Linked DNA regions of Mus musculus: all the other regions are linked to region 5. The links are chromatin loops, found by intact Hi-C in ENCODE. Cell type or tissue: heart. All regions are shown on one strand. Region 1 overlaps Chn2 (chimerin 2). Region 2 overlaps Cpvl (carboxypeptidase, vitellogenic-like). Region 3 has its middle 38 kb from the start of Tril. Region 4 overlaps Chn2 (chimerin 2). Region 5 has its middle 4.7 kb from the start of Chn2. Region 6 overlaps Chn2 (chimerin 2).

The links. Hi-C counts contacts between places; a loop is a spot of excess contacts. Peaks named below come from ENCODE experiments on the same cell type or tissue, not always from the same donor. Only the 100,000 strongest peaks of a DNase experiment are listed, where the experiment ranks them.
Region 1: it touches region 5 in a loop (10-fold over the local background); 33 of 42 quality-filtered maps call a loop at or near these places.
Region 2: it touches region 5 in a loop (2.1-fold over the local background); 7 of 42 quality-filtered maps call a loop at or near these places.
Region 3: it touches region 5 in a loop (3.0-fold over the local background); 7 of 42 quality-filtered maps call a loop at or near these places.
Region 4: it touches region 5 in a loop (8-fold over the local background); 25 of 42 quality-filtered maps call a loop at or near these places.
Region 6: it touches region 5 in a loop (2.3-fold over the local background); 3 of 42 quality-filtered maps call a loop at or near these places.

Annotation. Positions count from the first base shown.
Region 1 is chr6:54,226,356-54,231,355 of GRCm38, reverse strand. All of the region lies in intron 6 of Chn2 (chimerin 2), which reads right to left. Among named protein-coding and RNA genes, the nearest start is that of Gm15527, 26 kb to the left of the region's middle. In heart, a CTCF peak has its summit at 2,227 (motif pointing right); no DNase peak of the experiment used is centred here; H3K27me3 peaks cover 242 bases.
Region 2 is chr6:53,959,271-53,964,270 of GRCm38, reverse strand. The region is part of intron 3 of Cpvl (carboxypeptidase, vitellogenic-like); the gene reads left to right. Among named protein-coding and RNA genes, the nearest start is that of Cpvl, 17 kb to the left of the region's middle. In heart, a CTCF peak has its summit at 2,068; a DNase peak (open chromatin) is centred at 40.
Region 3 is chr6:53,780,712-53,785,711 of GRCm38, reverse strand. No RefSeq gene overlaps it. Among named protein-coding and RNA genes, the nearest start is that of Tril, 38 kb to the left of the region's middle. In heart, CTCF peaks have their summits at 2,647 (motif pointing left) and 4,360 (motif pointing left); no DNase peak of the experiment used is centred here; H3K27me3 peaks cover 538 bases.
Region 4 is chr6:54,162,616-54,167,615 of GRCm38, reverse strand. The region is part of intron 1 of Chn2 (chimerin 2); the gene reads right to left. Among named protein-coding and RNA genes, the nearest start is that of 9530036M11Rik, 13 kb to the right of the region's middle. In heart, a CTCF peak has its summit at 2,609 (motif pointing right); a DNase peak (open chromatin) is centred at 4,605; H3K27ac peaks cover 292 bases; H3K27me3 peaks cover 342 bases.
Region 5 is chr6:54,032,747-54,037,746 of GRCm38, reverse strand. No RefSeq gene overlaps it. Among named protein-coding and RNA genes, the nearest start is that of Chn2, 4.7 kb to the left of the region's middle. In heart, a CTCF peak has its summit at 3,109 (motif pointing left); a DNase peak (open chromatin) is centred at 3,096; H3K4me3 peaks cover 368 bases; H3K27ac peaks cover 576 bases.
Region 6 is chr6:54,082,717-54,087,716 of GRCm38, reverse strand. The region is part of intron 1 of Chn2 (chimerin 2); the gene reads right to left. Among named protein-coding and RNA genes, the nearest start is that of Chn2, 45 kb to the right of the region's middle. In heart, no CTCF peak of the experiment used is centred here; DNase peaks (open chromatin) are centred at 2,336 and 4,906; H3K27ac peaks cover 455 bases.

The DNA of each region.
Region 1 (5,000 bases), 190 kb before region 5:
TACTGTATTCCTACTCACTGCAGTGAACGCTAGACTTTTTTGGTCCTCAGTTCTCACCAAACTCACCATTATGAGGACAGCCTGGACTAGCTGATCAAAATAACAATGAACCCGAATCTCAGTACCTTAGCTTTCTCTCTTCTGAAAGTCCACAGCAAAGCAAGCCAGGGATTCTGGGACAGAAGGAGCAGCTGGCAGGTGCTGGAATCACAGCTCCAGTTTTGAAAACAGGAGCAACTTAGTTTCAATACCAACATCCAAGACTCTGCCCAAAGGCTGAACCAAGAATTAACTAACAAATTACACCCTGGAGAATGCAGCCAGCTGCATAACAAATCTGCCAGAGGCTCAGAACTCTCCTTAGGACTCAACTTCTTTCTCTGCAAGTTCCATTCAGGGCTTACAGGAAACCTGTTTCTTGCCTAGTCCAGCGAGGCAGAGGGAGGGATGAAAAGTCTTCCTGAAATTATGGTGTTCTACTGGCAGTGACCGAACCACATAAAATGCCCACTCTTGAACCAATCAGTGGCCAGGGCAATGTGATTCTCCCATCAGCCTTGAGCTATAATCCTCTTCCAAGATGACATCTATAAACTGAGAATGTGTGGGATGAGCATCAGGGTACCATTTCCAGGAGGTGTTGAGTAGATTCTGAGTAGCAAAATGACAGCTATTCATTGTGGGAGACCGGTGGAAGACCAGGTGTGCAGACAGACACCACACAAGAACAGAAGGCCACACCTGTGCTGGGCCAGAGACACAAGACACCACCCCCATCTTAAGCTCTGAGCCTCAGTTTCTCATCTGTGTAGGGAGGAGGGAAAGGTCAGGTTGGTGGATCTTTATTGGCTATGCAATCACATCTCCATTCACAGTTTCTCCATCCATGAAGTCAACCAACCAAGGACCGGAAATACTTGGGTAACATGTATTTGAACATATATTAACTTCTTCTTGTTATAGTTTCCTAAGGGATGCATTATCACTGTGAGCTGCATAGATCTACATGTATTCACCGTCATACGTAACAGAGAGATACTTCACAACACTTGGGAAGAGGTGTGTGGTTCATGCAAACACTACCCACAGCACCAGGGACATGAGCATCTCCTGGAGCCAATTTCAGGTAGATAGGAAGGCCATCTGCATATGGCAGAATTACCAGGGCTCCATTCTATGTGGCCGATTCCTCTTCAGACCCACTGGAAGTGGGTCTGCACTCACAGAGGGCAACGCCTTTGAGAGTCCTGTGGGACATTATTCCTCCTCACTGTATGGCTTGGGTTAGGTAGCAGCCCAGGTAAAGCATCATTTACCTCCTCAGTCAAAGGTGATGGCTGTGGTGCGGTGACCCCTGAAACCACCCTGGAGACCTGCACGTGCATATCTTCCTGAAATCAGGTTCTTGGTTCATTGGTGTCTGTTATGAGCAGCAGGTTTTGGTGGGCCCATCAATGTTGGGAGCACCTGAAGGTCAGTCCATGATGCTAAACCAACGTTCTTCTAAGTGGTTGCTACTGTAACTAATCCTTAAGAAATTGCCCTTTGTTAAACATTGCTCATTTTGCATAAAGATTTGCCTGTAAACGTCTATATAAACACCCCTTCTCTTTGCAACAAATATCTGAGCCCAGGGCTTCCTTCCATACTTAAACAGTTTACCATCACAGGTGAAGTGCAGGATCAGACGTGTGACTCCGGCAGCCTCCCACTAAAGCAGATGCTGAGAGTTACATATACGCCAAAGCAATGCCGAAATGCAAACATTTTCCTTATTTTTGAAAGCAGGGCTATGCTTCATAAAATGCACCATGTATACTTGATGACCAGATGTTCCTACTGGTACTATATCTAAATAAATGAGTATTTAAGCATTTGAAATTTAATATCTAATATAGCAAATAGCAATAAGATATAGTCAAGTACTCTTTGGGATGTTCTGTAAGTTTAAACAGTCCAAGAAAGTTCTGGTGCCAAGAAGTTTGTACACTTCTGGCTCCCAAATCAGCCAGTCGGATCCCTGGGGCAGCCCAGGCTAGCAGAGCAGCTTTTGCAGCAAGCGAGCACACATTGAAAAACACCCCCAGCAACCTGACAGCCAAGTATGCGCTATAAACCCCAAAGAAGTGAGGATGCTTCAGCGAGTTCACTGCTGAAAAGTTGTTCATGCTCATTACTCCCACATCTGCCAAGTTTGATCTTTGAGGTTGTCCAAAGTATAGCACACTCCTCCTGTCTACCACAAGATGGCAGTGTTGCACAGAAAATAGCCAATGTTTGGGCCAAGTGAGGTTTTTTGTTTGTTTTGTTTTTAAAACAGGATATAAAGGAGGGTTTGTAAAGGGGCTGACACACACACACACACACACCTGTATCTCCTGCAGAGCTCTAAGCCTAAGAACAGAGAGGGGGTGGGGGGAACTGAGGCTTTTGGAAGTCAATCCAGGTCACAGATGACCTAACTCAAAGTCAGTTATTCCTCTACAGCAGGGGCTCCTAGCTCCTGCTACACATTAGTACCAATAGGAACTTCTAAAATTGCAGGCCTGGGACTTATACCAAGAGTTAAATATAAATGTCTGGTGCCTCTGTTCCTTCTTTCTTTTATTTCAGCTGGTGCTGAAAACCAAAGCCGGGACCTTGCACATGCTCGCCCGTCTCTTTACAAAGGTCAAGCATGGCTTCTGGTTGTTTTTGAAATTCCTCAGTAAATTCCAGTGTGCAGCCAAGGGTGAGGACCAACGCATCATACACTTTGTCACCACCAGTTACGTCTACTTGGGGCATGCAGAGTTAACTGCGGCAATTCCCGCACACCCTGGGGCCTCTATCAAATGTGCCTCCATGTGAGCCAGTGCACACCTGTGAAGGGCTGGGAAGGACGGCCAGAGTCTAAGCTAGGAAACAAGAGTCTCTGAAACAGAAAAGCAGCGAGCTGAGGTAGAATGTCCATCTTCTCTGCCTGGATCTACCTCCCGGCTCATGGCCCAGGGTCTCAGCCCGGGTAGCACTAGATAGGGGAACCTCAGCAGCCTCTGACTCCACAGGTCAAGAGGACTGAACGCGTTGTCTGTTGTTTGGTTGGTTTTCCTTCCAAAACTCTCATCTACATAAAGGGAGAGCTCCCCTCACCTTCACTGCCCCACCCCACAACCAGGTCAGCTGTTGCTCAGACCCCTGATAAATCCGTGTGGTTAGATTCTGACTTCAAAACAATAGCCAGTAAATCCTGGCTTCCTGAGAGCATCAAGCTAGTTCAAATCCATTCACGCAGCGATTCTCCGTTCCGTTTTTATGGCCGTGTGTGCGTGGCAGGAAGATGGATGACCACAGTCATTACTGTACCTGTCATTTTCACTAGCCAGGCTCCGCTCATCTTCATTTACCCTTGACTCCTGAGAGGAACCTGGTTATGTCAGTTATTTCCAAAGAACCTCCTGAGGAGAGAATTGGCAGTTTTTCTGGACCCTGTAATCCAAGCAGCTCTAGTCCCACCTCCTTTATATCAATGGTCCAGTCCCCACCAACGCCCCTCTGTGTGTCTGTGCTCCGCATGCATGTGTGTTCATCTACGTGTGTGTGTGTGCTGCGTGTGTGTGTGTGTGTGTGTGTGTGTGTGTGTGTGTGTGCCTGTGTGCTGCGTGTGCATGCCTGTGTGTGGGGTGCATGTGTACATGTGTGAGTGTGTATGTGTTCATGTGCATATCTGTAAGTGTGTGTGTGCTTGTGTGTGCATATGCATGGATGTGTAGGTATGAGGGGGTGTGTAATTGAATGCAGCTCTTCAGCTTGGCTAAAGGCACTGGTCAATGTTCTACTTAAATCTAATGGACACAGAGAAACTCAACATCCCAAAACCAAGCTCCCAAGCACAGCACACAGTCGTGAGCCCATCTGAGAAAGGGACTGTAGCATCGTCACATGTAAGGCATGCTGGGCTTCGGAAGCCAGTTAGCTTTGTACAGGATGCTATGAGAACCATGCTGACTAAGGGCATAAGGACTGCTGTGTGCTTGGGCTGGCTTCTCCCACGCTTTTCACTACCACACTCTCTCTGATTCCTGTCTCTCTTGCCTGGCCCCTATCAGTAGACTGGACCCTGGAGGCTGCACCCTGCTCCCTGCACTGTGCCCCTGGACTTTGGCTGGGTTTGCCCAATGGGAAGTGCAGGCAGAAGGTAGAAGGAGAGAAATTGGGGGCTGGGAGAGGGACAGTGATGTGGGGTATCAGTTCCCACTCCAGTTCTCATGAACCTTCCAGAATCTTCCTGCTACCCCTGGACCCTTGAGTAAGTGGTGGTGGCCCGCTCTGGATAATCCAAGGGAAAGTTTTCCAGTTCAACCAATTCTCTTGAGACTTCCAGCCTTCTGCTTCCTGCAGGGGTCCTGCTGGGGCCACTAAGTGTGATATGACTTCACTTCAGATCCGGCTGATTCAGGCAGGCACCTAGTGCTGTAATGGACACACCTCAGAGATCTTAATTATAAGTAGTCTACATGGAGTGAAGATTAAGGCAGCATTTTCTGAGCCTTTGAGAGGTTTCAGAAACACCCTGTGTTTCATGTTTCAGTCTCCTGTCATGTACAGCAAAGCATCTGCTCAGACGGTCTCTGGATCCCCTCTCCTCTGGGCCCTGGCTTCTCCTCATGCAGCAGGAGGCTCACAGCCCCTGGATCAAAGAGCTTGTCCAGAGAAGAGCCTTGACCTGGCTCTGGGTGCATCTGAGATACACTGATCTTCATTGTGAATTTGGCTCCGTTTGTGACATTGCATTATCTGCTCCTGCTTCATTCAACAAGTGTTTGCAGGTAAGCACTTAGGGATGTGCGGGGATTCGGAACCAGGAGTCACCAAAAAAAAAAAAGGCTTTCACCTGGATGCGTAAAAGCACCAGATCACAAGTTCCCCAGCACTGCCTGTGTGGATCCATCTGGAGCCCAGCAAAGATCGACCAGAGCCCCCGGAAGACCTGATCCAGTGGCTCTGACCACTGCATGTCT
Region 2 (5,000 bases), 73 kb after region 5:
CACTCAGAGCATCCTCTGAGTCATTTTCTGTATGCTGTTTCTCAAATTAGTTTCGTTTTCCTGTTATTTCTGCGAGATTCCCCTGTTATTGTCTACAAATCAGTGCATAATGAATTCCAGAAGTCAAAAATCAGTGTGCAGTGGAAATACTGTAGGGGAAGCAGCATGCTCTGTGCCTGGGCTGGGGGCTGGGCAGCACACTGTACTCAACAGAAGCACACACCTCTGGTGGCGGCTGCTAGGAGCTGTGTGCCAAAGCCCCTTGATCCTTTGCCTGAACCAGAATTTAAGGCTTAATTTTTGGGCTGGACATCTTTGCTTTTGACCACTGTGTGTCACATCCCTAGAAAAGTAATCTTAGAAGGTCCTGGGGTGTAGAGGTTGGAAGTGGGGCCTCTTGAATTAGCCGAGCTTGTATGCATATGATGGGGCAGCCATCACTTACCCACATTTCCTAACAGCATCAAATATCTGCCGTCTCAGTTCACAGTGAGACTGCCTGACCTGGGTCTCAAGACGAAAGAGGCTATGGAGCCTGCTGATTAGAGGAATCCTGACTCACAATAAACACCGCCTTTATTGTTATGTCCTTGTGACTATTATTGCCATTATCTCTTTGGTGACACCAGTTGCCACCGATACTGACCCAAATGAATTATGGTTTGTGGGCTTTAAAGAAAATAGAGGGAAATTGCAAATCAGAAGGCCCCAGTCATCAGGCAAGAATGTGGATTAATTGCTACTGGATAAGGAAATTACTAAGTGAAATTGGGATTTGTCTCGCTTCAGAAGATAAAGAGGCGTCTGAGGTTGCCTTCATTGGCAAGAGATAGCCAGGTTTTGACCTTATCTTGTAGGAACACCAGTAATTTGAGGTGTTCAGAGTTAGTCCAGCCCCTTTCCTGAGGTCCATCCCATGTTCTTCTGGCAGAGACAAGGCATGACTCCTGGTGTGTGTGCTTGTTTGTTTGTTTGTTTGTTTGTTTTGCTGGGGGTGGGGCAAGTGCTTATAAAGGAGCTGGAGACTGTGACATCTGTGAGGTTAGTCTGGGACCAGCCTATGAAGAGATGCTCACTCAGGAACCTGCAGGTTGGACCTTCCAAAGTCAGATAGCAGGAAAATGAAGGTGACAGAGGGTTAGGCTACCAAGAACTCGGAGCTAGCTATCAGAGAATACCAAAGGTTGGCCCTGATACCCTTGGTCTAGATTGGTGTTTTCTGGTAGTGGAGACAGATGTTTTAAATCGTCCTGAGAATCCACTGGGCAGCTTGTCTTGGGAGTAGAGGTGGAATCAGAGGCCCCCGATCTGTGGCCTGTAGCCAGGTATACTCCCTCCTCAGAGGATGCGAACTTCCTCAGTAGCAGAGTATGTGTGGAAGAGAAGAGAGGATCCAGACTTTGTTGCTCATTAGAATCAGCTGGGAGCTTCAGAAGAGCGACTGCTGCTTCCTCTCCGGCCCCCACTCATCCAGGTTCCAGAGATCAAAGCAGCATTTCTAATGCGCTCCATATCTATCCTGGTACAGCTTGTCAGAGGTCTTGAACTTAGGGGGAAAAAAAAACCCTGGAGGTCAAGCTACAGGGACTGTTCCAGGTCTGCAATTCTTAGTTGTTTAACTTGGAGTCGGGCATTTATTCTCCCTGGGGTTTGGGGTTTCATTAAAGTAGGGACTGTCAACCTAGTTGATGTCTATGTCTGTATCTTAGTTCTATAAGAGACTTTCAACTAGAGCTATCCTGCCAGACATCACGCTGTCTCTGACCCACAGACAGCACAAGAGATGCTATGTTATCTTAAAAAAAAATAACAACAACAACAACAACAACAACAAAGCAGTAACGTTTGGGTGGTGAAGGCCTTGTTCCCTTGGGGTGAGCTATGGTATTTTGTGACAGTTGGCATCTACTTACTAAATCATGGGATGGAGATCTAGGCAGTGGTGATTGCTGCATGAGTTGGGCACAAGTGTGCATCCTTGCTTGTTTGGCATCTCTGGTCTAATTTACCATGACCCACAATAACAGCTTTAAACATTTTTGCTATTGGGTGGCTATGTCAGTAGAGGACGCTGGAGGGACACCAGGGCCCAAAGCTGCCTTTTTCTGTTCCTTGTTCTGTGTTTTGCTGCTCAGTTCAGGGACACTCTGCCTTATTTGTTCACTCAGACCACCAAGACCCTCTGCCTAGGTGACCATCCAGCTGCAGCCAGCTTACAGCCAGGAAACCCAGGGAACTTAGTCACCAAAGGTTTGATCCCAGGCCTTCTTCAAGGAGGTCTGGAGCACACCTTAGGGAGTCCACACTCCTCCTTATGGGACTGACTCTCAGTATAGGCACTCTGCCCTCAATATAGGACACTCTAGACCAGTGTCCTCTTTACACACCTATGGAGAAATCTCCATTGTGTGTGCTTTTTTGTTTGTTTGCTTTTGTCTTTGTTGTTGTTGTTGTTGTTTTTTGTTTTGTTTTGTTTTGTTTTGTTTTGTTTTGTTTTTCAAGACAGGGTTTCTCTGTATAGCCCTGGCTGTCCTGAAACTCACTTTGTAGACCAGGCTGGCCTCGAACTCAGAAATCCGCCTGCCTCTGCCTCCCGAGTGCTGGGATTAAAGGCGTGCGGCACCACACCCGGCTTGTGTGTGCTTTTTGTACAGTGTTCCCTGCTCCCTGGAAGACACAGGAAGCTTACGGGCATGTTGATCTCGGGTCAGCTTGCTGGCCTTCTGTCCAGTTCTCCTCGATGCTGACTGAGTCCCCTATGGCTATAGTAGACGTGTGTCTTGGAGCAGGCGTACACACCAGTGTTTCTGGCTTAACAAAGTGGCTGGTTAATCACACAGGAAAATGACTCTGTGGCTCCTGTCTTATCTTGGGTCCTGAGTGACATCACCACCCATTCTTTCTCTCAGGAACAGTCTGCCGCAAGGAACCGAGAATGTTCTAGAAAGATCTCAGGAACTGGAGCAGCCAGTGTGCCACTGACTCTCATTCTTGACATGTCAGTATGCTTTCCTTCCTCAGGCACTTGGCCAACTTGGTCAAACCATAGTTTCCAAGCTTCCATGGCCTTAGTTATAGAACCAACAAGGATTCACTAGTGTGTGCCTAAAGGTCTAGTGTGATTGGCCAAGTTCCTATCAGGTGATCTTCCTTGATCCAATCAGCCAAGGATCATGTGATATAATATGGCCAATGGGCCTTTGCTATGCTGAATGTAGGGACCAGTTCTGTGAAAGGCATGTGGGTCAAAGGATTTCTCAAACTATATTTATTGCAAGTGGCTACAGAGCTACTGGGTCAGCATCTTCATTGATGTTCTTGAGGCACCAAGGATCTGAAATAGCAAAACCATATGAAACAAAACAAAGTGGCCATAAATTGTAAGTTATAGACCACTCTATTAATATGTATATTAGGACTCTGCAGAAAACTTTGTGTGCCCAATTGTCCATTGGGGAAATTAAAATTCTACACAAAGACTGAGGTTATTAACTTTTCCAGTCATCTTTCATCTTAGCTAGACTCAGAAATGAGACCAGACTCCCTCATTCACACTGCCTCTCACATTCCTTCTAAGCTATAGCTTTCTTGCCTGGGGCTTGTTATCTCCTGGGATGTTTAGGGAAGAGCCTGGTGAGGAGTCTACGGGCTTGAGGCTGCCTCTTGATGAGGAGATAAGTCAACGCTTGATAAGAGCTCAGAGGAGGTTGGGGATGATCTAAGAAGACAGGGGGAGACAACTGAAAAAGTTAATTTTCCCTATGAATGATCACAGTTTAAAGACAGTTTAATGTTGTCAACAGGAAGCACTGTGAACAACCTTCCCTGGGAACACATGGCTGTCGTAAGCAAGCTGTTCACATGTGTTGGGACTATGTGTGTAGAATTAAAATGGTTCTGCCAAGCTACTCAATGATTCTGGTTACAAAACTAATTGCTTTAAATAAAAATCCTTTTCCTTGATCAACATGGCGTGGCAGCTGAAGCATCGTAGGCAGAGAGATCTGTGCGGCAGGGTGGGGGTCCACTCAGATGCACCGGGGGGGGGGGTGTTAAGACTTTACCTTGGGTACTAATGGCTTCACTTAAGAGAGAACATGTTACGTAAAGCAAGCAAGCCTCCAGTCGTTGCATTTAGAACTACAGAGAGGGTGTCACTGAGTTACCACAGCACACTTGCCACTTTAAGCCTGCCTTGAAGTCTGGCAGTGGTGGGCTGTTGCATCCTCTTTTCTAGAATGGTGTTTCTTAGTGGAAGGGAAGAAAGGGTTGGCTAGAAAAATGTATGCAGATTGGGTTCTGGCCAAAATACTGCCCCCACACGTGGTAAGCTGTTTAATTCCCTAGAGCCACATCAATGGAATTGTCTATGTAAAATACAACCACTAGTTAGATTGTTTTGTTTTGTTTTACTGTATTCTTTTTCTCAATTAATTAATTAATTAATTAATTCATTCATTCATTCATTCACTTTACATCCTGATCACTGCCCTCCCTCCTGGTCCCCCCTCCCCATATATCCCCTCCCCCATCTCCCCTCCTCTTCTCCTCTGAGAGAGTGGAGGCCCCTCCCCCTGGGGATCCCCCCCATCCTGGCGCATCAAGTTTCTTCAGGGTGAATCCTCTCCCATTAAAGTCAGACAAGGTAGCCCAGCTAGAAGAACATATTCCACATAGAGGCAATAGCTTTTGTTATCGTCCCTGCTCCAGTTGTTCAGGACCCTCATGAAGACCGACCTGCACGTCTGCTACATATATGCAAGGGGCCTGGGTCCAGCCCGTGCATGTTCTTTGGTTGGTGGTTCAGTCTCTGAGAGCTCCCAAGGGTCCAGGTTAGTTGACTCTGTTGGTTGTCCTGTGGAGCTCCTATCCTCTTCAGGGCCCTTAATCACTGGTCAGATTTTTGTTGGCTTGACACAAACACCTGGGAAGAGGGAATGTCAATTGGAGAGTTACATCTATCAGATTGGACTGTGGAGTATTTTCTTGATTAGTGATTT
Region 3 (5,000 bases), 250 kb after region 5:
GAACCATTAGAAGAGTAGAAGGTGTCCTGGCTACACACACACACCACACACATCACCCCCACACACCACACACACACACACACACACACACACAGATACACAGACACACTCATACAGACACACACATACATACACAGATAAACACACATGCACACACACACAGACACATACGTACACACACACACACAGACACAGACACACACACAGACACACACACAGGCACAGACACATACACAGACACACATACATATACACAGATACACACACACACATGCGCGCACACATGCACACACACACACAGACACACACACACACACACACACACACACACACACATTCTAGATCAAACCCAGAACTGCTGAGCTATGTGCCCCAGCTCACAATTTGCCCTCCTAAGAGGGCCTCATGTGAGTCCCCTGTCTCCCTTCGCAGAGTGGACCAGTTGCCAAGCCTCCGTGTAACCATGTTCTCCTGCCTCTCCCCCCCCCCCCCTTGCTTCCTTTGCTCCCACTCCTCTCGCAGGAACACGATGCTTCAGGCGGGTACCAGGTGCCTAACGTGGCAGCTTCAAGATTGATGAGGGATCTTTTACAGCCTTCTCAACACCGAGGGCAAAATATTAAACAGGAGGTAAAGACACTGGTGAGACAGACTCAGTCTGAGAAGTCCGAAGCTCAAATGACTTAAAGAGCTCACTTACAAATGCACATGTATTATTCATTCATTACATCATCAATATATGAATATTAATTTAAAATGAAAAGTGGACCCCAAAGCTGGATATGGTGGCACAGGCCTTTAATCCCAGCACTTGGGAGGCAGAGGCAGGTGGATTTCTGAGTTCGAGGCCAGCCTGGTCTACAAAGTGAGTTCCAGGACAGCCAGGGCTACACAGAGAAACCCTGTCTCAAAAAACAAAAATCAAAAAAAGAAAAAGAAAAAAAAAGTAGACCCCAAAAAGCTCCTGGGCCCTTGGAGGTTTGGATCTTGTCTCTCCTGAAGATCTCTTTAGGGTTTTTACCAAAACTATCTAATTAGAATTCCTTGCCTTAAAAAATATATTTCATGTGTCTGAGTGTTTTGCCTGGATGTGTGTTTATATACCACAAGCATGTGGGGGCCCTGCAGGCCAGATTCCCCTGGATCTGAAGTTACAGATGGTGGCGAGCCATTATGTGGGTGTTGGCATTGAACCCAGGTTCTCTGCAAGAGCAGCCGACGATCTTAACCATGGAACCTGTCTCTCTAGCCCCGGGAATCCTTTCCGATGGAACTCTGGCTTCCTTTCCTGGCCAGGAGTCCATGGTCCTTTCTCCAACCCACAGGCTTGTGCTGAGGGAGAGTCTAGAAGTTATAGCTTCACTTGCTGCTTGGGATTCTGCTTCTTGTCTCAGGCGGTACCTACTCAGGGTACCGCCAGCCGGGGACTGACCATCATCACAGAACACACCCTAGAGGGTGAGCACAGCAGCGTGTGTGGCCTTGGCTAGATCTGGTTTTAACCAGGGCCATACAACTGCTGAGTATGAACTTGAAGCTCAGGATGGACAGTTGTATGAACCTGAAGTACTTCATCTCTGGAACACTGTATTCAATGTTTTCATCCAAACAGCAAGGGTAATGAAAAGAGATCAGGTGTATAAAATAAAACTGGTGGTGAGATGCCTCACACCAAGCCAGCACACAATGAACCTTTCTTTGCCTCAAAGAGAAACGGATAAAGTTTGTAATGCAAGTTGTGTGTGTCTTCACACTTGCCCTACCCCCTTCCAACCCTGACTGTAAGAGACATGGAATATCATTGAAAAACCCATTCCCTAGTTCATGTTCTCTGGCTTGCCTTTTCTGCTGTCTGTCAGATTCAATCCATCACAATGTAATTATATTATCCATCGCCTTCCCTAGGAATAACAAGTGAGGGCATGGGAGTTTGCTTTCTGCAGTTTCTGTATCGTCGGAGACTATGCTGTAGACTTCAGCTCTGTGGCTGAAGGGCACAAGTAATAAACTGCCTTACTATCCTGTGATGGAAGTAGGGTGCCTTAGGGATTGCATGGTGGTGACGGTGATAGCAGACTTCCTTGTGGTCCTCCCCTTAGACGTTGTCTGCTCTGGTCACTGGAGGATGAATGAAAACCTTATCATTCTACTGTGTGGGAGAGCTCAAAGGCCAGACTTGCAGCATGGCTGGGTAAGGTACAAACAGTCGTGAGACTTTCTCACAAGCCTTGGTGAGGTGTGGGTGGACACACATGGCTCCGTGCATCGGAATGCTAAGGAAACCCGTCCTCACCTGCTTCACTGGGTCCTGGGTAGATATACTAACAGAGGTAGAGACACTGTACGTCCAAGGGTGCCTAACATTGCCGAGAAAGGCTTCAAGAGTCTCAATGTTAGGGATACTTTAAGTGTGGCGTCTCAAAAGCCCGCCTCTTGGCAGTAGCTCCTTCCTACTCTATAGGCTTGCACTTTGGCGTTGCCAGGTATAGACACTAATCCTAAATATTCAACTCTTTTGGCTTATTACATTCAAACTAGGTTAATACTGGGAAAACCACAGGTTTGGGGGCCCTCATACATTTAAAGGCAAAGGAAGCCAAAGGGAAGCGTTTCTCTAAGTGCGATAAAATATCGCCACCTTGTGGATTTACGGCATATTGCGCGTCACTGTTCTCTGGCCTTTGGATTATCAATTTGCCTATCAGTGGTCAGAATCAGGCCCCAGGGAAGCCAGGGAACACACCACCTCTGAATGGTATCTTAGCCCTTTGTTTTTTCATATAGAGTCTCACTATGTTTCCTTGGACTCAAAATTGTCTTGCCGCAGCCTTTCGAATGCTAGGATTTTAGAGATCTTTTTACTACCACGCCTGCCTCCCTTTTTCTTTGAATTTTTAATGGTGCAGGATTCACAAATAATCATCAGAAAGTCTACTCTATGCTTAGATAAAAAGTGTTTTTTAAATATATTCATCTACAAAATATGTGGAGATGATCCTAGTTGAATGAAATGCAATGGACTCCCCCCACTGGGTTTAAGGGCACCTTTGGAAGTACCCATTCATACCTGACATGCGCAAGCTAGAACTTCTGTGAGTGGCCAAAAACTTAAACACTGATAGTCTGCCTCACTGTTGGCAATAGATAAGAAGACCTAATTCTTTGAAACCTGTCCTCTCCAGAGCTTCTGGCTCTTCTGTTCTCCTTGTCTCCCTTCCCACAGTGTTGCCCGGAGCCTTCCCAGTGCAATTGGTGCAGTTGGTGTGGTTAATAGAGATGTCCTGTTTAGGGCCCAGCAGTCAGTCACTTTGTCAAGTTCCGCATCACGCCACTGACTGTTGCCCACGGCCAAGGGAAGCTTCATTAAGCAAGCTTGAGAGAAGTCCTGGTCTATAGATGTAAAGAAATATTCAGAATTATACAATTTAACAGCATAATCATTTAGTAAAAATAGCATATGCTCTCCCAGGCCAGGGGCTTTTGACCAGGTTCTAGTACCTGGCATGACATTTCCTCCAACAGAACAGAGTTCAAAACTCATCAAAGTGGCTTATTACCCGAAAACAGCCATGCCACTATGGCAGAAGTGGGCAGATATTGCCTGGCAGCTCAGCATGGAAGGATGCGAGGTCTAGCGCTGAGAAGATCTTTATTTTTTCCCACCAGGAGCCTGCACAGACCACAGGCACTTGTGAAAACGAGCCAGCAAGGAGGAAGTTCTCCAGTTAGTGTGAGATTGATTTCTCTATGTCCTTATAGCCAAAGTGTGTGGTGACGTCATCTGCTGCATCATACACTTGAAATTCTCAAAAAATAAGAGATAAAATTAAAAGCTAGACTTAGGTTGTCTGCCTATGCTGGAAGCAAGAAAGCAATTCTGAGCAGAGGCACTGTGGTGGAATGGGCTTTCAGAGCAAGGCCTGGGAGACCATCCCAGCAAAGAGTGGGGCTCTGTCTTTTAATTTATATTTTAGAAAGAAATGGGCTGTGAATAACCACAAAACTAACAACAAGTCATGGTGGTACAAGCCTGTAATCTTGGTTCGTGCTTGAGGGAGTAGAGACATTGTGAATTGAAGGCCATTCTGGGCTACATGCAAGGCCCTGACCCTGAGTCAGTCAATTGATAAATCTGCCTACCTATCTCTTATCTGTCATCTGACTATACTGTGGTTTCTACAACTCTTTGTTTAGAAAACCATTTAAGGCATTTACCTTCATGTCTCTTTTGACATTTATGTTGGATTTATTTACTTATTTAAAATACCAGTCAATGCACACATTCAAGGCAGGAATCAAGCCGTTGTCAACAGGGCTAGAGGACTTCTACTCAATCATGCTGAGAGGTTGTCGCCCTCTGGTGGCCATTGTGTGTATTTACATATTTAACCCAAATTTAATGTGGTAAGGAAAAAAAAAATACAAGCCCTTTCTGGGTCTCTGAGAGTTGTCAAGTGCACATAATAGCCTTGTTGAGACCCGAAGCTACCAGTAAAGTTAAATCATTCTTGCCTTCATTAGTCCACCGCTGTCCATGAAGGTGTGAGTGAATTCTTATTCACTCACCTGGTATATCAGGAGTCACTTTGGACTGTGGGACTCAGGCACACCAAATTGGCAGTACTGTACTGAGCCGGGAGCCCAAAGCCCCAGGCTGCTCTCTGCTCTTATGACGATGGGAACAAACATGGAAAATGTGGGCTGGATGGGTAATGGGGCAAATAACTGGGGCATACTCATATGGTTCATTTAAAACAGAAAGCCCCGCTTTGTGGTGTGCTTAGTAGACTCTTGTGCACACAGCTGTTCGTGTTTGCATGCACGTAGGAAGTTCCAGAAGACTAGATGCCAAACCGGTAATATCACCGAGATGAAGATGTCAGGAGAACTGACACCTTTTCTTTTGAATTTATCATCCATTCATTTTCCAGCATAAATTTGCTTTTCCTTTGTAGTTAAGCAAAATAAAAATGCAAAAGGAAGACAAACATGTGCCCATC
Region 4 (5,000 bases), 130 kb before region 5:
GCAGAGCACCAGATGGAGACACAGGAAGCTCTATTGAAAACATGGCTGTGACCTGATGGGAAAATCCAGGTGTTCTGTCAGCTGCAGCTGGAACGCTGCGCATCCCAAGACTTTCAGCTCCAGGATAAGCCATCACGGTGGAAGCACAGAGGAGCAAGTGGAAAGGAATTTGGGGACTGGCTAATGAAGACAAATGAAAGATGGCATGTGTTCTACCTGGGTAAGTGACAACCGAAGAGGAACCCTGTAAACATCCAGGAGAGCCGGTTTCCATCCCTTGGCTCAGTGGAGAGTGACAGGAGAGGAGGAAACATTCCTGCCAGGCTTGGGAAATGAGGAGCCCTGGAAGCATTGGTCCAGAGAAAGACCTAATAAGGCAGCTGGAGGAGACCTTCCTACTCAGAGACTGTTTCAGATAAAGCTATGTGATTGCATCAGGGGATTGTCTCAGAAATAGGAGGGTTGTGTGGTTCCCACCTCCCCATTCTCCTTCTCACAAATGCCAGCCCTCCACTGCCACTTTTGATTTATCGATGCACACATTTGCAAATGGGCTGCAGGGGACTTCTTCCAGAGAAATTGCGTGAAAACAGGTTTCTCAGTCAGTTCCAGGGCAGCCACACAATGAGAAGGCACTTCAGGGTTTATAGTGTGATTAGCTTAATGGGTCCAGAATGAGTTGGGACCGATTGAGAGCAAAAGACAGTAACAGGAGTGGGGTGCTGCCTCTGTGTGACTACAGTGTCTGTGACAGGAGTGGGGTGCTGCCTCTGTGTTACTGCAGTGTGTGTGACAGGAGTGGGGTGCTGCTTCCGTGTGCACTGCAGTGTCTGTGACAGGGGTGGGGTGCTGCCTCTGTTTGTGCTGCAGTGTGTCTGTGACAGGAGTGGGGTGCTGCCTCTGTGTGACTGCAGTGTGTGTGACAGGGGTAGGGTGCTGCCTCTGTGTGACTGCAGTGTGTGTGACAGGAGTGGGGTGCTGCCTCTGTGTGACTGCAGTGTGTGTGACAGGAGTGGGGTGCTGCCTCTGTGTGACTGCAGTGTGTGTGACAGGAGTGGGGTGTTGCTTCTGTGTGACTGCAGTGTCTGTGGCAGGAGTGGGGTGCTGCTTCTGTGTGTACTGCAATGTGTGTGACAGGAGTGGGGAGCTCCTCTGTGTGATTGCAGTGTGTGTGACAGGAGTGGGGTGCTGCCTCTGTGTGACTGCAGTGTGTCTGTGACAGGAGTGGGGTGCTGCCTCTGTGTGACTGCAGTGTGTCTGTGACAGGAGTGGGGTGCTGCCTCTGTGTGACTGCAGTGTGTGTGACAGAGTGGGGTGCTGCTTCTGTGTGACTGCAGTGTGTCTGTGACAGGAGTGGGGTGCTGCCTCTGTGTGACTGCAGTGTGTGTGACAGGGGTAGGGTGCTGCCTCTGTGTAACTGCAGTGTGTGTGACAGGAGTGGGGTGCTGCCTCTGTGTGACTGCAGTGTGTGTGACAGGGGTAGGGTGCTGCTTCTGTGTGACTGCAGCGTGTGTGACAGGGGTAGGGTGCTGCTTCTGTGTGACTGCCTCCCTGCTTCGGAAGGTCTGAGATGCATGTTAGGCCACTGTGAAGCTGAGCAGACCACAGCGGCTAAATGGTGCCAGGCCCAATAAACCGCTGCAAACTGTTAGATGAGAAACCTTCCAGAGATTTCTTGTGAATGCCTCTCACCTGCACAGGTTCTCTGCACTGTCCTGAGAAATGGGGCCTTCTGCACTTTCTCTTTGAAAATGGGTTGGAAAACAAAATTAGAGTAGGAAATGAAGGTTTTGGTGTGCATCATCTGTGGAGCACAACAGGTGTTTTTTGTTTGTTTGTTTTTAACTCGTTTTGAGATTATAAAACAATTGCATTATTTTTCCTTTCTCCTTCCTCCCTCCAAATCCTCCCATGCACTCCTTGCTCTCTTTCAAATTCATGGCCTCTTCTATTAATTGCTGTTATGTATATGCATATGTAAATGTAAATATAAATGTATATGTGTACATAAATACATATTCCTAACTATAGCCTGCTCAGTCTGTGTGTGATGTTACTTTGATGTATGTTTTCTGGCTGACCATGTGCTTCCCGGGGAAGACTACTGCTCCCAGCATTCCTCAGTTGCCTACAGTTCTTTGTGTGGGCGGAAGGCCGCGTGGGCTTGTCCCATCATCCACTTTAGCATGACTATTGTTGTTGTCCTTGTTCTGATCGGGTTTTAAACCGTCCTGTTGGTAAGGCTTTATGGGTTTAGCTTTGGTCATTCCTAGAAAACCCAATCCCACAGCAAATTCCCTGATCCTCTGGCTCTTGTCATCTTTGCACCTCCTCTCTCACAATGGTCCCCGAGCCTTAGGTTTGGGGGTTATTCTGTAGCTGTATCAGTAGGGATGAAGCTCTAGAACTCTGAAGTTTGACTGCTTCTAGTTTTCTATAATGATCTCTGTCTGCCTCCATGGGTTTACTGGAATGAGCTTTACTTACAGGGAAGAGTTCGTGAGGACAAATCCCTGCAAGTTACCAGAATTTTCTAGATCTTTAGGCTGGGCCAGAAGATGAACTATGCAGAGATGAAGAGGTCACCAAGAGCCCTGAGCTGGAGTTTGTGGTCACTAGAGGGCACTGGGGCCACACGGAGCTTCTGGCTTGGGCCACTGATGCTGCACTGAGCTGTACTGAGAGCCTTCCATTCAGCAAGGGCTTACTGATGACTACCAGGGGGTTTGGTTGCACCAGCGCTCAGGAGAGACGGGTAGGAAGCTCTATGGGAACTGCTTGTGGTGCTTCCTTCTCATCTCATCTCTTCTTTTCTCTTATAGCTCAGTCACATTGGCTTTTCTCTTGGTCCTTGGATGCGTCAAGTTAATGCATATGGTGTCTGCCACATGACCAGCTTTCTGGAGTCCTCTAGACACTCTTCCCAGATCATGCACTCTCATTCTTCCCAGCGCCTTTGCTCTCTTGAGGATGTTTGACCGTGTACATGTATATGTCTTTGTTTAGTTATCTCCGTATAGTAGTGACTACCACAGTGAAAGCAAGGGTCTTGTTCTCTGCTGTCTATGTCACTTTCAGCCTACGGGGTCTCTTTCATGAGCTTAGACAAAGATGTCTTACTCAGGTAGGTGGCCCGGTAATTGAACAGAGCCTACAGTTGGACAATGAGAAGATGCCTCTCCTAGGGGACATGGATCTCAGCTATAGCTTTGTAGCCAGGCTAGGAGGCCCCACACTGACTTGGGTACAAATGGTAGAATTTGAAATTTTCTGATTACTATATGCTAGGATACATCCGTTATTAAGTCAAGCCCTGACTAATGAAAGTCAAACTCATAGTGCACATTTCGTGTGAGAAGGACAGCTAGAGTGCTATTTTCCAGACTTTGGAGAGTGGGTCTAGACTGGGTCATTCTGTCAGAGGTTGCTTGGGCCAGTCACCTCTGACCTTGAGTAGCCCTGTCCAGGGCCCTGCAATAACAGTCACAGACAAGTATTATTTAAACACAAGGATGAAGGTCCTAGAGAGAAGGATGAGAAAAGGCAGCTAGCTTCTGGTACCATAGCACACTGCACCTGCTTGAAGGGTCACTCAGCCACTTACATACAGAACACAACAGCAACAAGGACTGCCTTCTGGACAAACAGGCTGCTGGGGTATGACACACAGTCCAAGGTATGGCCTAAGACAGACAAGACACAAGAGACAAAGTGGCCTAGCCTGCTAGCTAAGGCAGATGCTGATATGGAAATTGGGGCCCCAGTGTGGCTAGAGATAAACTTAGAGAAGTAAAGAGGACTCAGAAAACCAAGAGTTAGAAGAAGGAGCTAAGTACTCTTTGCACTGAAAGGAGGGAAGAAGTAAACAGGGAAGATGCAGGACCCAGTGTGTGAGCCACAAAGATTATTGCAGTGTTGGTGTGAAGCTGGATTAGAGAGTGAGAGGAGGGGAATGAGGGAAGGTGAGTGGCAGTGAGATCAACCAACCAACCAACCAACCAACCAACCAACCAACCAACCAACCAACCAATCAATTATGTGAACAATCTGAGCTACAGTTGTATCAGTGGAAATGGAGGAAATGTATTTGATAGATGTTGAGACAGCAAATGAGTAGAGCCTGTGATAAACTTTTCTCTAGGCAGCGAAAATGGACATGGTACTGGCCTGGCAGAGGAAGACTGGTCTATGGCCTTGGCAGTGGGAAGGAGGGTGACTTCTTTCCTACAGTTGGGAAAATCGTGGAAGAAACAGGCATGGCAGATGGCAGCCCTCACTTTCCAATGTCAGAAAGAAGCAGCGATGGGACAGCCAAGTGAACACATTTGAGAGGCTTGCAGGACAGACAAGAGCCTGGCCCTGGGTGTCTATGAAGGGAAGGCCACAAGCAAATGGTGGCTGCAGACAATGAAGCACGGGGATGACAGAGGGTCAATGCTCAGTGCACAACAGGCCTCCGAAGAGCCTGGCAAGAAAGAACACAACCTTGGAGGGCGTGAGAAGGAAATGAGCAGACGGCAACCAGAGGGGAGAGAAGAAAGGGCAAGGCAAAGCCACTCAGAAGGGGAAGTGGCGAGAGGGGCAGAGGCCACTCTGGGGAGACAGGCCGGGCAGGAGGCAGGCCTGCTGCAGCAAGAGGGTGTGGGAGGGGTGAGGGCTGATGATCGTGGGGTAGGTGGAAGCCACAGTGTGGTGAGATGAAGGGGAAATGGAAAAAACAGAACACATGAGTGGGAGCAGTGGCAGACACAGAGACAAACCATGACAACAAAGGGGGCGACGGTTTGAGGTCCAGGAACATCAACTCGGTTGCCACCCTCAGTACCTTTGCCAAACCACAGCCCTTAGGGGCCTCTTCCCACCTAGTGGCTCTGTTCCTACAGAGTGTAGACTTTTCCCAGCCCTGTGCAGCTACATTCCTGGTAGGCGATTTCCCTCTCTGCCATTCCGTGCTTCTTTTCCTACGACTTCTTCAGAGACAGCCAGCCTCCACTTTGTTA
Region 5 (5,000 bases):
TATTTACTGGGAAAATGTTTCATTTGTGGCCCAAACTTTCTATCTTTTCTTTTTTATGTAAGGTCCCAAATTGAGCAGTAAGTGATGGGCTTCATTATTTATGGTAAATTGCACAGAATGTCTGGTTCTATTTGTGCAGATTATATTTGCCTTCACAGAACTTTAGTAACAAAAGCAAAAGTGTGTGGGCTGGAGAGGTGGGTCGCCATTAAGAACATCTGTTGTTCTTGAAGAGGACCTGGGTTGAGGTGCCAGCACCCACATGGTGGCTTACAACCATCATTAACTCCAGTTCCAGGTGATCCAACACCCTCTTCTGAACTCTGTGGGTACCAGGAACCCAGGTGGCACGCATATGTGGAGGTTAGAATAGGAATGACCCATATAGACTCATGTGCTTGGATGCTTGGCCATAGGGAGTAGCACTATTAGGAGGTGTGGTCTTATTGGAGATGTGGCCTTGTTAGAGGAAGTGTGCCACTGTGGAGGTGGGCTTTAAGGTGTCCTATGCTCAAACTCCATCGAGTGTAGAATCCAGTCCCCTCCTTGCTGCCTGCAGATCAAGATGCAGAACTCTCAGCTACTCCAGCACTTTTGTCTGCCTGCATGCCACCATGTTCCCTGCCATGACAATAATGGATTAAACCTCTGAAACTGTAAGCCAGCCCCAACTAAATGTTTTCCTTTATAAGAGTTGTCTTGGTCATGGTGTCTTTACAGCGATGAAACCCTAACTAAGACAAACAAAAAGGCAAAACATATAGGTAAAATAATAAATTAAATATGTTTAAAAGCAAAGTATGGCCCAATGACTGTCTTCATTACTCCAAATTGTTGAAGGGATGGACGGCTTCTCACTGGGAAGGCACCACCACCACCAGGTAAAATCAGTGCAATACAAAAGTAGAGGAGAGCGCTTCCGTGAGGCCCAGCTTGTGATGGAGATCGCTGGTAAGCTGCTTGGAAGGGCAAACATGAAGCACCAGTCTCTGGACTGACAACTGAAAGGTGATGGCTCACCGGGACTGCTGACAGTTCATCAGCAGGGAAGATATAGCTGCTCGGGGCCAAGAAACCCTTTCTCCAATTCAAAGGCCAAGGGCCTTGAGTCTCCCTACCAGATGTTCCAGACCTAAAGTAACAAGCAGGACCTGGCACAATGTGTCAGTAGGTCCAGGAACCACTGGTGGTGGGACTTCTCATATAGCTCCCCAAGTGAAATGATAAAACCTCCGTTGTGTATTCAATTCACTCTGAATGGCATTACACAAGTCTGTATCATGTGAGATTTGTTAAAATCTAAGGTAATCTGGTACAGTTTTCTTAAATATTCCATCCACCTGCCTCCAAATGATAAAGGATCTTTGGAAAAAGGAGAGTTTGTCAATAATGGGCTCTGACATAGAATTTAAAATTGCCATTTTGCTTTGACTTAGCATTCGCCTACTTTCTTTTTGTATTTTTATATTTATTTGATGTGTATTTGCGTGTGTATTTGTATATGCACATGTTTACATGTGTTTGCATGCATATGTGTTTATATGTTTATATGTAAGTTCATATGTACACACATGTGTTTATATGTGTACACATGTGTTTATATGTATATATAGATGTGTGTGTGTGTGTGTGTGTATCCACATGAGGACAACTTACAGGAGTCAGATTTCATCCATCTATTATGTGACTCCAGGAATTGAACTCAGACCCAAGTCCTCAGGCTTGAGGGCAAATGTCCTAACTTACTAAGCCATCTTGCCAGCCCCTAACTATAATTTTAGCATCGATTTCATCACCAAATCAGAAATTCATGAAGCAAGCTGCCCTGCAGCCTAGGTAACTGGGGATGTCAAACCCAGGCAGCTGATCGGGCCCTACCTTCCAAACCTGCTTCCCCTTTCTAACTGTGCTTCCTGCTGTCTCCTTCTCAGCTGTGACCTTTTCTCTTTGTGTCCTGTGTACCTAGGAGCCATCAACAGTAGTCTCTGTCCAGGTCCTTCCTGTTGGCCAGTGGAACTGTGGTCAAAGTTCACCAGAAGGCACTTTGCCCAGAGAACCTTCTCCTTTCCCAGCCAGCTCTTCCATGGAATCCTCCCACACGGCTGTACTCCCTACCAACAGATTTCAGTTCTGTGGTGTCTTAACGGTATGGCTGGGTGTGATGACATTTTTCTCTCCCACATCATTAAAAGTTTCTCAGAGGGGGTGGGGAACAGGTTACTTGTCAAGCCTTTGTGTAATTTACCATGTCATGCACACAGTAGGCCATCAAGAGATATCTTCTGAATACATGAGCAAAGAATTGAATGGTTTTCCTCCGGGGGGCTATGATCACGATTGATGAACAACACCTCTGGGGCACAAAGGGCAGTGGACAGGTTTGTGAGAACGATCTGGCTTTGAAGAAGACCAGCTGAAATGGCAAAAGCAAAAGAGTCACATGTTTACAGCCTGGGCCCTGTCTCTCCATCAACCGGGACTGTTGTAACTCCTGTCATTTATTGCTTTCAGGATATTCTTACATTACTATAATCTGTTATTTTATTTTAGCGTTCCTTTGAAGCTTGAAGGCAGGCAGAACACGCCACAGAGTGAATGTATTGGGCATGCAGGACTGCCCTCAGCATTCCTTTCTTGTGTTTCTCCGAGAAGGTCATTTCCTTTCCTTGTGCTAAACACAGAATGAAATATTCCTTACTTGCAAGATTAATCCAGTGGTCTGCATCCATGGGAGAATTGTGGGGCTGTTTGTCAAGCAGCTTTAAATATTTTATGGCAAATTACTCTGGCCTGAAAAGTGGCCCCTTTGCTGTCGATTTTTCCTCATCAAAATCATTGCTGGGAGAACTGGTTCTCTTTGTAGTTCAAGCCCTGTTTCCTATACAAGATGCCTAACCCTGCTAGAAAGCACTGGCTCATCTCCGAGAACACGAGATAAACTAGAGGCAGATGCTGATAGCCTGCGGTGGCCTTAGAAGGCACAGTGAGAACCCAGCTGGCTTCCAGGCAAGGTAGCTGCCCAACCAGGAAACAAAGGGGAGTCCACACCTGGGGTGCAGACAAAGAGAGGCCGGCTGCAAACCCGATTGCCACTGCAAATCGCCAGCTGCTGGAGACCCCTAGTGGAGATCCCAACACTGCAGGCACAGATGTTCCCTGGAACGTAGTGCTGAGCCATGGAGGCAATGCCTCCAGCACACACACACACACACACACACACACACACACACACACACACACACACGCATGCACACGAGGACACACATGCATTCATTAGCTACACTCAAACGAGGGACAGACTTCATTGGCACATGGCACATTGCAGCTTTGTTTCCTAGCATTTAAGATTATTAAACTCTTTCTGCCCTCATTGTCCTCAGAAAAATATGAGGTAAAGGTAAATAAAGAAAGCTCCAAGGCTGCGAATGCAGACAGACTGAGTTTGGTTTTTGTGTCTTAGGATGGCATCTCTTCTCTGCTAACTGCTAATCTATTCATGCATTATGCAATCCATTCAGAAAAGTTTACCAAGCAGTCACTGTGTGCAGCAGTGTATACCAGACCCATGGAATAAAGATATAAGGAAAACCATATCCTTGCCTTGGGACCCCACAGTACCCTCTGGAACCCTCATACATCAACTGGGACCTGTTTAAACTGCAGAGTGAAATCCTCTGTTAGAAATCACAGGTGTTATCCATGTCAGTGACAAATGCCTTTTCAGGTGGAAAGTTGGCTTTTTTGATTGTTTGACACAACCTCTAAAATCAAGTGTCAAAAGCTATTTTCTAGATAATGGACATTTTCTCAGCCACAGTTTGGGCTTATCAGCCTAGGGGATCAAGTAAATAAATAGTATGCCAATACAGACATGCGCCACACATTGATATTTCTATTGGTAACAGGCTACATACATGTAGAGATCTCATAGGGACTATAATGGGACCAGCCCACATACCATCATGATGGCCATTGTAACTGTCATAAGAGAGTGACACAACCAGCTACCTTTCCTAATCATGTTACTGGGAAAAATTCCACCAGTGAGACAGAAATACAATTCCTGCAGCTATGTGGAGTACTCCTGATATTGACCAGAGTGAACATGTTACTGCTTTCTGGATTTGCTGTATTATAAATTTTAACATGGTTTCGAGGAGTATTCTCCCATTAAAACACAAAGCTTCATGTTAAATGGTGTGCTCTGGTATTGAGCCAGCAGCCTTGGGATCACTGGGTCTCTTGATGTAATGAAGAGACACTGGTAGGGACTGACCTCCCCACCTGGATGGAGCAAGCACAGGAGCACACCGAGACATTCCCTCAGCAACAGTGGCGCAGTTCTAAGAACGCATCTCATCAATAAGTGATGACTGTCCTACAAGCGTTCTTGGCCCTCACCCACAGAAAACCAGAATCAATATTTTCACTTCTTTTCCCATGATAGCAATAGATTCAACAGAGGAACAATCATTTTTCTAAGGAAGTGAATCCACACTGGAGGAGAGCCAGCATCCAAGACCTGAGCCCATCTCAGTCTTCTCTACAAGTCGCGGACCATTTGAAAACAAAGCCTAAGCAAGTGATTCTAGAGAGGTTGACTCTGTATCCTGGCAGCCTGACAGACCTGTGTTAGTTTGTCATTTGAGCAAGTTCCTTAGGCTCAGTTTCTTGGTCTTTGAAATGGGTTTGGTTCTGAATCCTAGATTACAGAGTATGTGGTGACTGAAGGAAACAAGAGCTCTCTCTGATACACAGAAGCCTGCTGGGGAGCTCTGGCCTTGTTTGTGCCTTAAGGCAAGTGTGCTGGGCCTTCACTTACTCTCTCAGAAGAGTGTGGAAGGATTGTGGTTTGTGGCAAAAGTAATTTTCATCCATTTCAACTATGTCGCCCATGTAGTGGGGGTAGTAAAACCTGTAATCCAGGCCTGGGATTTGGAGATAAATCCGAGTTCAGATCCTAATTGAGCTATATCCCCTCTGATAACCTTGGACAAGGA
Region 6 (5,000 bases), 50 kb before region 5:
TCATTTTGGTAATGGATATATAATTTCATTTTAGCAATGCAGATAAGAGGATATTTAAGATGAGAATGGATCAGCAAAGGTGTTTTAAATGGCTAACTCCTGGTATGGAGCCATCCCTGAGACTGACTGAGCACTAGAACTGTTGACAGCAGGTTGAGCCAGCTGGACCTCTGGTGCTGAAGAAAATAGCTACAGGAGACAAACGGATAATAAAACCCTGACCCTAACTTGAATTGAACTTCAATCAGGAAGCTACTGGGACTACAGATGTATTTACAAGCCATATACTTTCTTTATGGGCAAGACTATAAAGATCATTGTGAGAAATTATTTTATAGCTAAAAATGATGCTTGCTTGACTTTGCATTTCTATATTTTTTAAAGTTGGAATTTATATTCATAACTTGTTCTTGATTTTGTTCTTCATAGCTTTAAAACATAACAAAAGTAAATGTTACATCAGAATATTTCTATTGTGCTGTCTGAAGAGTATCATCCACACTGAAGTGGCTGTTAACATCATTGATTTCCCGGGAGCTTCCGTATAGAAACAGATGAGTAGAACGACTGTCTACATTCGAGGAACTTATAGGAAGCAGGGGAGTCAGAGACAGAGTAGCACCAACTGTCTGTATCCCACTGTATCCTGGGGGCAGAAGAAGAAGAAATTTTTTTTTTCAGTACTAGATCTTGAACTCAGGGCATCAGCATGCTAGGCAGCTGCTCTAGCACAGAGCTATACCAACACCCATTGGCATCCTATCTTCCCTCAAGGAGGTAACCACAACTGATCTGGACAGAAGAAAGAATTAATGAGAGAAGATCTAACAGAACCTGAAATAGCATGGCAAAGGCCCTGGTTTCTGGTCCTGTCTTATGTTCTACTATGTTATCATATGAGTTTAAAACTCAATATATTCAAGGTCTGGCTCCCAACTTACTATAGTGCCCCCACCCACAGGGGAACTGAGAGTTGCTTGTTTAACAAGTTCCCCAGTATATTCTTCTGAGGGAATCTACTGATTCTGTGGGAGCCTACTGATGGAGGGAATCCACAGGAAGGATGCAGAACACAGGAGAGTCTAGGTTGGAGACTTAAAAGACCAGAGTTCAGAATGTGAGAACCAGGGAAGATCTGTGGTAGAGAAACCATCTTTTAGGGAAGGCTATCTGATAGTGGTCCAAAGGCAAGCCTAACGGGAGAAGACTCCAGACAGGACAGTCATCCCTTGCCTGTGAAGGCAGTCAGCGAGAGATGCAGGGCCTACACCAAGGTTCCAGCATCAGAAGAAATAAAGGCCACTAACACTGGTAGAGACCTGGCTGGTGAACTACGGCAGATGTAAAGGGCTGGATCGGTAGGGAAGCAGGATGAATGCAGGTCTGACTGTGAGGTCCAGAGTTCCAGACAGCCAGATTAGGGCTCAGCTCTATGGTCTGGTAACCAATCATCATGTCCCCCCACAGACTTCCACCATCACCTCCAGCAGAGACGGATGGAAGACAGCTTTTCAATGCTTTGGACAGGCTCTCTCTCCAGCCTGCGAATGCCCACTCCACCCCCACCCCGGCCACCAGTTCACCTCACCGTCAGCTGCCAGTCTCTATATCTGCTCTCCAATCTGTACCTAACCAAGGCAGTGAGCACAGGGCTCCCATGTAACAATGCCTTGGCTATGAAAACAAAGTCTCTCCACAAAACAGAGAGCTCTAACCCTTGACCAGCTGAGGCTGAGGAACGTAGAGGATGTTTGGCTTGTTTGATTTTTGTTTTGTTTTGCTTTGTTTTTAGTTGGAAAAGCAAAGCCATGGGGAGGGAAGGCTGGCCAGGTAACAATAGAAGCGTGTCCATGTTCCTGTCCCCATGGGTCAGACTGTGATAGCGTGGAGGTCAAAGCCAGAGAAGAGAAAGCAGGGACTTTTGAAGCATCCTGGGTCATGCTAAGCGTTTTCATCTGTTTTCTCTTCTTTTCCATAACCCAGGGGCTGGTAATCTTGTAGGGAGGAAGCACGAACAGGTCCCTGTTCTTCTGTGCCCAGGCACAGACCTGGATAATGCTAAGGTGACAGGGTGCTCTGTGAGCAGGGTGGCTCTGCAGCTTTGGGTCACAGCAGTCTTGAATATTCTGGAATCTGATTTAGGTAGAAAGCTGCCGAAGCATGTGGTCCCTGATTTGGTGGGGGAGGTTGGGAAGCAGGAAGGGGCATCCTCTGCAGTACAGAAGACAGGAAAGGCCTGTTCTGTCTTCTGCTGGTTGTAGTACTGAGTAGTATCAGCGTTATTTAAAAAGGAAAGCCTGACGTATATGGTACTAGCAGACCCATTGGCCCGCACTCACCTCACTCTGGTTATACCAGTGGTGACGTCACTGTCTACTCAGGCCTCTGAGCCTACTGACCTCTCCCCGAGAGTACCCATTTCTCCCTCAGCTTGCCAAAACCATTCATCTGCCATGTTCAGCCAGCACGTCACCACTTCCATGGAATGTTCTGGGCCACTCCCTACGTGCCAGAGTTTATCTTCCTCTAGTCTCTAACATTTGACACTTGACTTCATCACGACCCACACGTGACACGTGGCACTTTACTGTTGTACACTGAGCACTTGTGTCCCTGCTAAAGTCCTATGTTGTTGCCCCCAGGAGTGACAGTACCAGGAAATGATTAGGTCACAGGGTGGAGCCCTCAAGAGTGAAATGAACGCCTCTATTAAAGGACCACAGAGAAATCCTTTGTCCCTTTTATTTACCATATGGGGTTAGAGTGAAAAGGCAAGCCATCATCAGACACCAAATCTGCCAGGGCCTTGACCTAATGTCTGGTGTTCAGAAGCTGGAATGGATCATTATGTCCTTAGGTCATTGGGGTCACTACTCATTCTCATCTTGGCCTTACTTATCATTGAATCTGCAGCAGTTGTAAGCAGCTGCCCAGGGCCACTGGCAAATAACAAAGTCACCAACCTACTAATCAAGCACTGAGTCAAAGCTATACCATACCGGTCAGAGCCTGACCTTGATTCTCCACTCTAGAAACACTAGGGGTGGGGTGGGGGGAGGCACAAAGTTGGAACACCCCTCCAGAGGCCCATTTTGGCTCCTCTAGCAAGTAGGCTTTCTCTGGGAATTGTCCACTCAATACGATTGCCTGTCCCTCTCCCCCAAAGCTGTGCAAACTAGGACCAGTTACAGGGCAAAAGGGAAGAAAGCCAAACACTCTAGAAATCTCTTGCTTTAGGCAAGAAGCCATTCTCTACAACATAAACCCAGACAATGGCCTCATCTTGGGCATCACCACAGCCCTCCTGTAAAACAGGGAGAAGTTATCCTACACTGGGCTGTTACCAGGCTCCTGCCGAGCACTCCATGAACACCTGTGGAATGGAACAGAATTCTCTGGTCACTTCTATTGTGTGTTTTTTACCTCTCCCTAGAAGCACCCCAAAGGATGAATTGACCTTGGCATTCAAATGCTCATGTTTCGTCTGTGCACGGGGGGCCCACACTATCAGGTTCCCAGTTGGAAGCAACAACTCTGAACTTTGAAGGAGGCAGGCCTTCAGAGAGACCCTGCATGCCTGAAGTGTGGGAAGCTTTTCCAGAAGCTGAGAGACAGAGGTAGGGAGAACACTCCACGCAGCCTGAGGAGGGAGCAAATGCGTGGAAACGAGAGAGCAGAAGGAAGCTCGATGAGCTGTCCGTCCTTGCTTGTGTTCTACCAGAGAGGGACTGCCACTCCTAGGTGTCCCTCAGAATCACCAGACCACCTGTGTGGCCGTAGGCAAGTTCCTTCAACTCCCAGCGCTAAGCTTTATCATCAATAAACAGAGATAATTCCTTGAAGAACTGTTCTAAGGATGAATTGGAGATGGAAAAATATGATAAAGGATGTACATGAAATAAATGCAACTTTTTAGCAATTGTTGTTATTACTGACATGCCATACTCTCCTTGAAGGTATTTTCCCATTTGCTAATCCCCCACTAAGCATCCAACAGTGTATTTTGCCCAAATTTGATGGGTGCCAAGTAAGTACTTAGCTAAATAAGTCTCCTTGCCACTACATTTCTCTCACTGTTCTGGTGGGTTTTTTTTGTTTTGTTTTGTTTTGTTTTGTTTTTCTTTAAAGAAATTGTTTGTGCCTTTTTGTTACTTTGATTATACATTGAAAAGCACAGTGGGGGCATGAAACATGAGTCCTACCACCATGAATTTACAAACTAACTTGGGACCATATACCAAAGGTGGTAAGTCTAAAGTCATCAAGGCCCCATAAAAGAAGTTCTATGGTGCTTTCTATCTAAAAGAATGAAGGTTATTAATAAGCAACAGAAGAGAAGAAGGCAGAAGTCACTGCACGCACAGAGTATTTAGCTGAAGGTGGAACACTGGGGAAAGGTTCTAGAACCTGTGGGTAACCTGCCCTGGCCAGTGTATAGCAATCTGGCCCGTAGAGCAGTGTAGACTCAGACTGAGAGAGACTTAGAGGTCTAGACAAAAGATTCAGTTCTCAGGAACAGTGGGCACACAGGTGGCATCGCTAGGGACCCTGGCAGGACTCTTTCTCAGCCAGCTCAGAGCCAGCCTTAGCAGCCCCAACAGTCCCTGCTAACAGGGGTCTCTGCTCCGGGAGGTCAGACGCAGTAGCACCTTCACCCTGGAGTCTTCATACAGAAAAGCTTCCTAGAAATTCTCACAGCAGAGCAAAGGGAGATCAGTCCACTCCAAGAATAATAACTTGTTGGAGCATCACTCCATGGCTCTGTGTGAGAGACAAGCTGTGTCCTTCATGATGTCCTGGCTTCAGTCCCCAGAGAGCAAGGGTGGTTGACCACAACACCTTGGCTTTCTCTGCCAGCTTCTCCTCCCAGCACTTTCTGCTCTGTGGAAATTACAAGAGAAAGGAGAAGAGGAAGTCCCACACTGGGAAGTGAGAGTGGGTGGTGGAGCATAAATAAGTAAACACATCACTTACGAAGAAGGCGGGGAACAGACTGTGGG